2 separate regions of the Homo sapiens genome follow, and region 2 is linked to region 1. A link is a loop called in an ENCODE intact Hi-C map of the cell type or tissue named here. Cell type or tissue: B cell. All regions are shown on one strand. Each heading gives the region's core, and the rest is flanking DNA. Links, peaks and the distances in the headings are about the cores only. Region 1 overlaps PGGT1B (protein geranylgeranyltransferase type I subunit beta). Region 2 overlaps CCDC112 (coiled-coil domain containing 112).

Evidence for each region. Peaks named below come from ENCODE experiments on the same cell type or tissue, not always from the same donor. Only the 100,000 strongest peaks of a DNase experiment are listed, where the experiment ranks them.
Region 2: it touches region 1 in a loop (3-fold over the local background); 1 of 110 quality-filtered maps calls a loop at or near these places.

Annotation. Positions count from the first base shown.
Region 1 is chr5:115,203,720-115,211,115 of GRCh38, forward strand. PGGT1B (protein geranylgeranyltransferase type I subunit beta) reads right to left here. Exons shown (of 9, transcript NM_005023.4): 9 at 293-7,396. Among named protein-coding and RNA genes, the nearest start is that of TRIM36, 38 kb to the left of the region's middle. RefSeq lists a silencer at 5,540-5,649. In B cell, for the core only: no CTCF peak of the experiment used is centred there; a DNase peak (open chromatin) is centred at 5,712; H3K27ac peaks cover 553 bases.
Region 2 is chr5:115,291,009-115,293,508 of GRCh38, forward strand. The region is part of intron 1 of CCDC112 (coiled-coil domain containing 112); the gene reads right to left. Among named protein-coding and RNA genes, the nearest start is that of CCDC112, 4.4 kb to the right of the region's middle. In B cell, for the core only: no CTCF peak of the experiment used is centred there; no DNase peak of the experiment used is centred there.

The DNA.
Region 1 (7,396 bases), core at 4,270-6,769:
TCAGAGGCAAACAGTAACCCACCTCAAAAGGCCACACTAGCAGCAGACACCTCAGTAGGCACCAGTCCAGGGACCAGACCAGAGCAGCAGTGTGCAACAGAGACCCTCCCATGCCCCACAAAGACTCATACATACCCAGACAGCAAGGAGCAGGAAAAAAAGACACTGCTGAAATCGGAAGAGACTGAGATTGTTAGCTAACACATTCAAATGGCCCTTTTCCTTAGCCTCCCCCCATCCCTTAATAGCCAAAGATATGGGTAAATAAAAATGAAATCCATTTGAGAAAACGTTTTCTTTGCATATCTGAGTATTTATTATGTTTTCGATCCAGCTACCACACACTAAAATCATATTAGTTTTTCGGGGGTAGGAGTAAAGATCACATTGTTGAATTATAAAGAGCTTACTGTTAAGAATCCTATCTTTTTAAAATATAAATTTGCAAATAATCAACTGTTTCTACCCAAGCTGCTTTTTCTCTATCAGTGATTGGTTCTCAACTTTGAATGTGCATTGAAACCACTTGGAGGGCTTGTTTAAAACACAAATGTCTAACCCTACCCCCAGAGTTTCTAATTCAGGAGGTCTAAGGTACCGCCAGAGAATCTGCACTTTCTAACGAGTACCCAGGTGATGCTAGTGTTTCCATCTGTAGACAACATTTGGAAAACTAGTGCTCTAAGTCCTGCTTTAGTGGAGAGACATTATTCTGATTTCACTCTCAAAGGCATACAGTTGGCATTAATTCATACAGCACATATAAAGAATTAACCTCCCCCCAAACTTATTAGAACTTGATTTCCACACATTATCAATAACGGAATACCATTTTCACCCACCTAGAATGAAAAAACTTTAAGCTTGATAAAATCCGGTGTCACAAAGGATATGAGGAAACAGGCACTCTCATACCTTGTTGTTGAGTTTATGAATGGCTACACTGTTTCTGGATGGCAATTCTTGGCAGTAACTACCAATATTTTTAAAGCATAAATCCTTTAGTCCAGGAAATTCTTTCTAGGAACACCATAAAAATAAATAAGTGAATAAATGAATGATGTTCATAGCAACGTTTATGAGCTGTAAGTAACCTAAGTTTCTCTTAATATGATAAATATTAAAATATATCCAGTCATAAAAGTGAAAAGCATCTTCTGATTATTTCCACAAGTTAACCACTGAATAACTGTCTACAGTATGTTCTGTAGTAGAAAAAAGATACTCTGTAACAGAATCTCATTTGTGGGTGTTCTAGTGTGGTACTCAATTGCTGAAACTTAAATGACAAGATGAAAATCCATTAACAGGCTAGCATACTACTTAGTTGCACTTTATCAAATCGATTTTAGTGATTGTTTTCCTTCAATCTTTAGAGATTTCATAAAGCTCTACCAAACTCCTTGACTTGCTCATGTAGAATTAAATGAGAGGGAAATTGGCTTTGAGCCTAAATTCATAATCTTTTACTTTTTCACAATTTCTCCAGTGAATTGTATGTCTTTCATGATCCCACCTATACTTTAAGAAAACTTTTTGACTCACAAGTAGATGCAAACATACATGAGTGAGGTCCCATGTACCAATCACCAACTGCTTTAATGAGGACACCTTATATGCTGGTAGTGCATTACCAGTTGGTTCAGGGAATCCCACATACAATTTTAATGGCCACCCTTAATTTAGTTAGAGCCTCAAGATATTTAATGAAAAGTTTGAACAAACATGGAAAAACATGGAAAGAAGAGGGTGGAGAATGATCACCTCAGTTAAAAAAATGTGGCATAAAAAGAATGTTATTTCTGGAGACAGAAAACATGCACTCTAGTTACAGTACTGCTACTAACTGTTAAAGCTTTATCTTGTGTGAGTTAATTCATATTTGGAATTCAGATTTATAATTCGTAAATGAGTTTGAGGAACGAAGCCACAAAGGTCTTTTCTAATGCCACAATTATTACAAGTAGACAGTTTTACTATCAGAAACCCATTTTCTGATCATATTTAAAATCTTAGTGTCAAGATAAAAGTGTGCATTAGTACAACCTTCTTAAAAAGCAGCTTGGCAAAAACAAAAACATCAAATTTAAATTGTGCACACTTTTTGCCCCAGTAATTCCTTATCTATAAATTTAAAGAAACATGCAAATGGGCAATTATACATTTTCAAGGATCTCACAGCAATATTTTTGTAGTTGTGAAAAATAAGGCACTGATTAATCAGTGCCTCATTTGCCATTAAAATGGTAAAAAGTGCAATTACTTATGCACTGACCTAATATGTTTATGCAACGTGATACTATGCAACTATTAAAGTATGGCTATTGAAAGGCATTCATAATACATTGTTGAATGAAAAAAAACCATGGAATATTTAGTACCTCAGATCTTTATGTATAGTATACATACATATATCTATTTGTATAAGTATATATTGTATTGGGATGAGTAATACTTAAATGTTCAGATATTTAAAGAATATTCTCTATTTCTATATCTCTATATACAGAGATTAAAGGTCTGAAAGATGTATGCAACAGTGGTGTTTACCTCCAGGAAGTATAGGCTGTGGGTATAGTATAGGCTGGGATGGGGAGAGAACTATCATTTTTCTTTAAATTATAAAACTAAATGACCATTTTAAAAAAAGGTTCAAAGTGAAATAAGCTATATATTTTTTAAAATTGTAAATATCTGAATAATTAAGCACCAGTAATCTCAATAGCACTTACTTAAAAGTTCATTTTCTCACTAACTTGAGATGCTGCCTTTACTGTATTCTAAATGCCACTGAGTCTATTTCTGGAATTCCTCTTCTGTTCCATTGGACTTCCTATTTATGTGCCAATACAAAACTTTTCATTTATTCAACATTACGAATGCCTTCCAATATCCATACTTTAACAGTTGCATAGTATTGAGTTACATAAATGTATCATAATGTGTCTTATTTTTCACAATTACAAAAATGTGGCTGTGAGATCCTTGAAAATGTATCATTGCCTATTTGCATGTTTCTTTATGCTAAATCTATAGATAGAGAGTATCTGGGCCAAAAAGTGTGCACACTTTAAAAAATTCTGATAGCTTCTGCCATGGAGGATTTAGAGTATGTTTTAGTGTCGGATATGGCTGGTCCCCTCTAATTCTTTTCAGTTTCCATGGTTATTCTAGTATGTTCTCTCAAATAACAATATAATTTTTATTGGAATGGCACTGAATTTATAAATGAACCTAAGTGGGGAAAGACATGTTTTGATGTTGTCTATCTAAGAATATCATGTATCTTTCCATTTGGTGGAATCTACATTTTTGCCTCTCAAGAGTTTTTTTAGTTTTCCTCATACAGATTTTAGATGTGTCTTAAATTTACACATTAAGTTTTCTTTTTACTTTTGCTATCACAAAGGTGGTCTTCTCTTCAAGTATCTTCTAACTAGTTTAGGTTTGCATATACATACATATATATATATATATATATATATATAGTCTTGTTACTCTTTTTAGTAAACATTTTTACTGAGCTATAATTATACATACAGAAAAGTGCACAAATCATATACAGCTTGATAAATATTCATAAGGTGAATGCACCTACGTAACCAGCACCTAGATCATGAAACAGAACATTACCAGCACCGCAGAGTCTCCCTTGTACCCTCTTTCAGTCCTACTGAGTTAAAGCCAGTTGAAAAATAATGTATACTATATGGTTCCACTCATATAAAATTCAAAAACAGACAAAACTAATTGATGGTAATTTTGACAGCACTTACCTTTGGGAAGAGAGGTAGTGACTGAAAGAGGGTGCTGATTTCTGACACCATACATAGATGCTGTCTGTTTTGAACTTCACCGAAATGGAATCAAAGTATGCACTTGTGTCTGGTGAAGCCTACTGATATTTTTATGTAAATTGTATTTAATAGCTACTTTACTAAGTTCTTTTATTGTTTAGTTTTTCAACAAGTTCCTTTGGGCTTTCTAGATACATATTCATATCTGCAAATAGTTTTACCTCTTCCTTTCCAATTCACGTCTTTATTTTGTCTAACTTCATTGGCTATAACTCTCAACACATTGTTAAGTAGCAGAGGAGTTAGTGGGCATGTCTTGTTCCTGACTTCAGCTGGAAAGTCTCCTTTGCTTTGAAATTTAAGATGCTGGCTTTTAGGTAGAGGTACAATGTTAATAGATTATTCATCAATTTCTACTTAGTATAGTTAACATAAGTGAGTGCTCAATTCTATCATGTCTTTTCTGCAAAGATGAAGATATTTTTTAACTCTTAATATGAATAGTAACAGATTATCTAGTATTGAACTACCCTTGCATTCTTACAATAAACCCAACTTAGTCATGATTACCTTTTGAAAGTGCTGTTGGATTGTTTGCTAATGTTATCATTAAAACTTTTTATTAATATTCATGAGATTGCTCTATATTTTCTTTTTGGTACCATCTTTGTCAGGTTTTTGAATCAATGCTATTACATTCATTTTATAAAATGAATTCAGGAGTTTTTCTTTATTTGTTTTTTTTCTTTTTTTGGCACTTTGAGGTTCAAGATTCTTTTCCTAGTCTCTGCAATTGTTTAAGCAAGAATGGGATTATTTAATCTTAAAAGGTTTGGTAGAAATCCCCTTGAAACAATCTGGGCTTGATGCTTCTTTTGGTAAGGGGTACTTTTAACTATTTGTTTCTTCTACGGTAATTGGTTTGTTGTGACTTTATCTACCTAGAGTAAATTTTGGCAATTTGCATTTTTCTCAAAATAGTTTTTGAATTTATTGTGTAAAATTGCTCAAAATAGTCAATTTAAACAAATTTCCTGTTTTACTATTTCCCCCTTGTCATTTAAATTTTTGTATTTGTGCTTCCTCCTTTTTTTCTTAAATAGGTTAGCTGGTAGTTTATCTGACTCAACTCCCCGCACTACCCATCACCAACTTGGATTTATTATTGCCTCTATTGTTTTGGTTTTCTACTAGTAATTCTTTTTTGCTTTTATTAATTCCTTCCTTCTGCTTTATTTTGCTTTTTACTCCAAGTGTTTGGTACTTGGTTAATTTTCCCCTTTTCCTACTTTTATTGATAACTGTACTAATTAATATAAATTTCCTGTCATATTTGCATTTTATTTTTTGGCAAATATTAGGTTTTTATCTGTCTTGTGGTCATGTCCTTCCGGTGTGCTTTCATTGTCTGTGAGGATGTTGATCTATTTATTCTCTTATTTCTTATACTAACTTTGACTGGAGTTGGACTGTAATCCTGGCTCACTTACTCTTTTTTTCCCCTTAACTGAAATGAGTTTTTCTGTACTTTTAGGAGGAAGGAGTGGCTCTAGGATGACTTCACAGCCTTAGAGCTCCCATTTTCACAGTGATTTAAAAGAATATATATATATATGAAAATACACATATATAATGTCTCTGTGTCTTGGCCTTTCTTCCCAATACTTATCTAGATCTTCTTTCCTTTGTCCTATTTTACCCATCCTGCCCATTTGGATTCTAATTCTAGAAGTTTGTCCTCAGTGCTGGGCTTTGTCTCATAAGCTTCAAGAGGTACACAGCGTAAAACCCAGACAGCTCTAATGCAATCAGCAGACCTTATCATATTGCTTTAACATTCATCTGCAAATGAGATTCTGTAGTCACTTCCCAGTTTCAGTGTCTGTTCTTAGATTGGCCCGCTGCACTTTGTAGTTGAGAAACTGTGGGCAGTGTTGTAGTTCTCCAATTTGCAGAGCTGTCAGAAACCAGCTGCCTTCCTTCTACTTCCTCCCACAGATACTGAAACTATGTGGTTCAGTGGTTTGTCCTCACTTAGTTGTATTTTGAAGTTCATAGAGATACCTTGTCATCTAGCGTTGTAATAGTGTCTGTGGCTATCCTAGTTGCTCTGTATTCTTATGGGGAGATTAGAAAACAACACTGTTGTCATCATTTTCCCTGAGGTTAAACTGTTAAGACCTCTTTCTGTTGTAGAAGAGAGGTTTTAATTACAAAAATAATTTTATGATCATTATAAAGAACCTATAATTTGAAATTTGCTGTATTCCAGGTACTATCCTAAGTGCTTTATCTGTATTATCTCATTTAATCCTAAACCCTGTGTGTTAGGTTTTACCCTTATTTTATCCACGGCAGAGTTAGGGTCCAAGATCATGCTGCTGAACTGGCAAATCTGGGATTTAAACCCAGGTCATCTGATTCCAGAGCACCTCCTCATTAACTGTCTCTCAAAAATGATCAGGTCCAACAGTTTTCAAATTATATACCACTGTCAGCAAGATTTCTATATGAATTTAGATTAAATATAAATAACTAAAGATCTAATAACACATATATATTATAGATCAAATCTAAAAACACTGAAATGATAAACAGGTTAAATTAGGCCATATGATCTGATTAATCTCATTTGTACACAGATGCTCAAAATAAAGCTCCTCCTCCTACCTTCTAAAAAAAAAATGCCACAAAATTAGGGGGCGGGAAGGAGACAAGTATAGAGTAGGTAACAGAGCTTTTTGAGATTTCGGACTTCGTATTTTCCCTCATTACATCGCTCCTGTTAAGGAATAAAGTGTATATGTGAAATATTGCTTATAATTTATTTAATCGATAAATGCTTTTCTTGTAAATAACTATTTAGAAAAGTTAGAAATAGTTTCTCCACAATTCACACTGGGCTGCTATTTTCTGGTCAATTCAGTTGCTGTGGAATGTGAACATTTACTAGTCCATAAAGTTTCACAAGAAAGTCTCCCACAAGTGTATCAATTAGAAGCATACTAAAATTTATAATCTTATGGTATTAAATTATCAGGAGTTAGAAAATATTTAGCCTTATGAAATACTTTTAGATTGGAATTTTTCTCTAACATTTATGAATAAAATCACTGTTACTACCTTTATTGCCTTCTAACCTTTCTTGGTGATACAGAAAAAACAATTTGGGCTTTTTATATAGTCCTAAAGCCATTATATATATGCTACTTTAACTTCCAATGTCTAAGAGATGACTTAGTTTGAGATATGGATGTCTTAATCTGCCAGGATTTAAATAGTAGCAACTGGAATAACCCATAGACGGATAACATCTGTTATTAAGCTTACTTTTTCCCCCACCATCAGAAGATTTATTTTATTTCTAATTAAAAAACATACAGTTGGCAAACTCAGGTTTAAAACTAAGCATGCCAATAATAAATCAATCATTTCTCCAAGTACACAGTGTTTCCCTTGGGAAGGACTGTTATTTCACAACATTTTTTTCCCTCTGATTTAGAAAAAAAGATAACATTTAAAGTATTACAATGCCTAAACAGTGATACCAGTAATCCAGTTTTTATACTGATACTTGTATTTCAACATTTATTATCACC
Region 2 (2,500 bases), core at 1-2,500, 83 kb after region 1:
GAACTTTCAGTGAGTAAAGTGGTAAGAGTGGACAATTTTGCCTTGTTCCTGATCATACGGAAACAGCTTTCCATATTTGATCATTAAGTAATACGTTACTTAATGATGCCTCTATCAGGTTGAGAAAGTTCTCTTCTATTGACAGTTTGTTGACTGGATAATCTGAATTGACCTATCTTCATGAAAGGGTGTTGGATTTTGTCAATTGCTTTTCTGCTTCTATTGGGATGATTATGCGGTTTTGCCCTTTATTCTATTAATATGTAGTATTATATTAATTGATTTTCATATATTAAACCAACACTGCATGTCTGGAATAAACTGCAATTGATCATGGTGTATAATCCTTTTCATGTTTTTAGATATGTTTGCTAGTATTTTGTTGAGTATTTTTACATCTGTATTTATAACAGATACTATTCTGTATTTTTCTTTCTTGTGATGTTTTTTGTTTGATTTTGGTATCAGGGTAATAATGGCCTTACAGAATGAGAAATGTTCATTAAAAATGTTCCTTCCTCCTCTATTTTCTGAAAAACATTTGTTAAAAACAAAAATACATTTATGCTGACTTTCATATTTACCTATATATTTGCAGTACTCTATTCACATTATTCTTCATGTGGATTCAAGTTACTGTCTAGTGTCCTTCTATTTTAGCTTGAAGGACTCCTTTTAATGTAGGGCAATTATGCTAAGTTATTTTGGCTTTTGTTTGCCTCAGTATGTCTTAAATTCTTCTTCAATCTTACAGAATAATTTTGCTGTACAAAGAACAACTGGCTGGCAGTCTTTTTCTATTTTATGTCATCCCTCTGCCTTTTGGTGTCCATGGTTTCTGATGTGAAAACAGCTGTTAATCTTATTGAGGAATTCCTTATATGTAATGAACTGTTTCTTTCTTGGTGCTTTCAAGACTTTTTGTCCATATTTATTGGCAGGTTTATTACGATGTGTCTAGATATGAATTTCTGTGAGTTTATTCTACTTAGAGTTCATTGAGCTCCATCCATATGTAGGTTAATGTTTTTCATCAAATTTGGGACGTCTTCTATTATTCTTCAAATATCGGTTTTCCTCCTTTTTTCTCCTTTCCTTTCTTTCTGGGACTCTCATTATGCACATGGTAGTATGCCTAACGGTATCTCACAGATCTCAGACTCTGTTCATTTTTCTTCATTCTTTTCTTGCCTCTGTTCTTCAGTCTGGATAATGTGAATTGACCTATCTTCAGGTTTGTTGATACTTTCTTCTGCCAGCTCAGATCTGGTGTTGAGTCTCTCTAGTGATGTTTTCATTTGAGTTCTTGCATTTTTTAACTCCAGAATTTCTACTTGATTCTTTTTTAAATGTTTAATTTCTTTAAAGATTTCTATTTCATTCCCACACTTTCTCTTAGTTCTTTAGATATGGTTTCCTTTAGTTCTTTGAACATATTTAAATAACTGTTTTGAAGTCTTTGCCTAGTATGTCCAATAGCCAGTATTCCTCAGAGACAGTTCCTTTTTACTGTTTTCCCCATGTGTGAACCATACTTTCTTGCCGTGTCTCATAACTTTGTTAAAGACTGGACATATAAAATAATATAATGGACAACTCCAAAAATGAGATTCTCTCCCCTTAGCAGGGTTTGTTTTGTTGCTGTTTGTTTGGTCACTTTAAACTAATTCTGTAAAATCTGTAGTCTTGGTCAGGTGTGGCAGTGAAATCTCTGATTGGTTAGCTCAGTTGTCAGCCAATAATTGGTCAGAGATTTCCTTAGATGCATTGAACCACTATGTGTCCTAGCCTTTGCTACCTTTGGGAAAGGGGGTCTGTATGCATGCTGAAGCATACCTCCTACATGCAGGCAGGCAGTTTACAACCCTATCTTAGTATTTACTTTCTGCCAGCACAGTGTTTCAAAGACAAACAAGGATGAGGACTGAGAGCTTCTTAGGTCTTTCCTGGTGTCTCCTATTGCTGCTGTAACAAACTCACCATAAGTGCAGTGGCTTAAACAACACACATTTATTGACTTATAGTTCTGGAGGTCTACTCTAAAATCAAAGTGTGAACCTGGAGGACATTACGCTAAGTGAAACAGAGATGCAAATCCTGTATAATCTCACTTAAACTGCACGTGGAATCTAACACAGAGTAGAACAATAGTTGCCAGAGGCTGGTGGGGAGGGCAAGGAAGGAAATAGGTAGTTGGTCAAACGGTGCAAAGTTTCAGATAGACAGGAGGAATGTTTTGAGATCTACTGCACAGTAGGTTAACTATACTCAGTAATAATGTATTGTGTATCTCAAAATAAGAGTAAATTTCAAATGTTTCACCAGAAAAAAATAAGTGAGGTGATAGATATGTTAATTATTAGCCAGGTTTAATCATTCCACATTGTATACATATATCAGAACATCACACTGTACCCCATAAATGTATATAATTAAGATTTGTCAATTAAAAATAATGTTAATTAAAACAAAGGTGTTAGTAGGGCTACATTCATTCTGG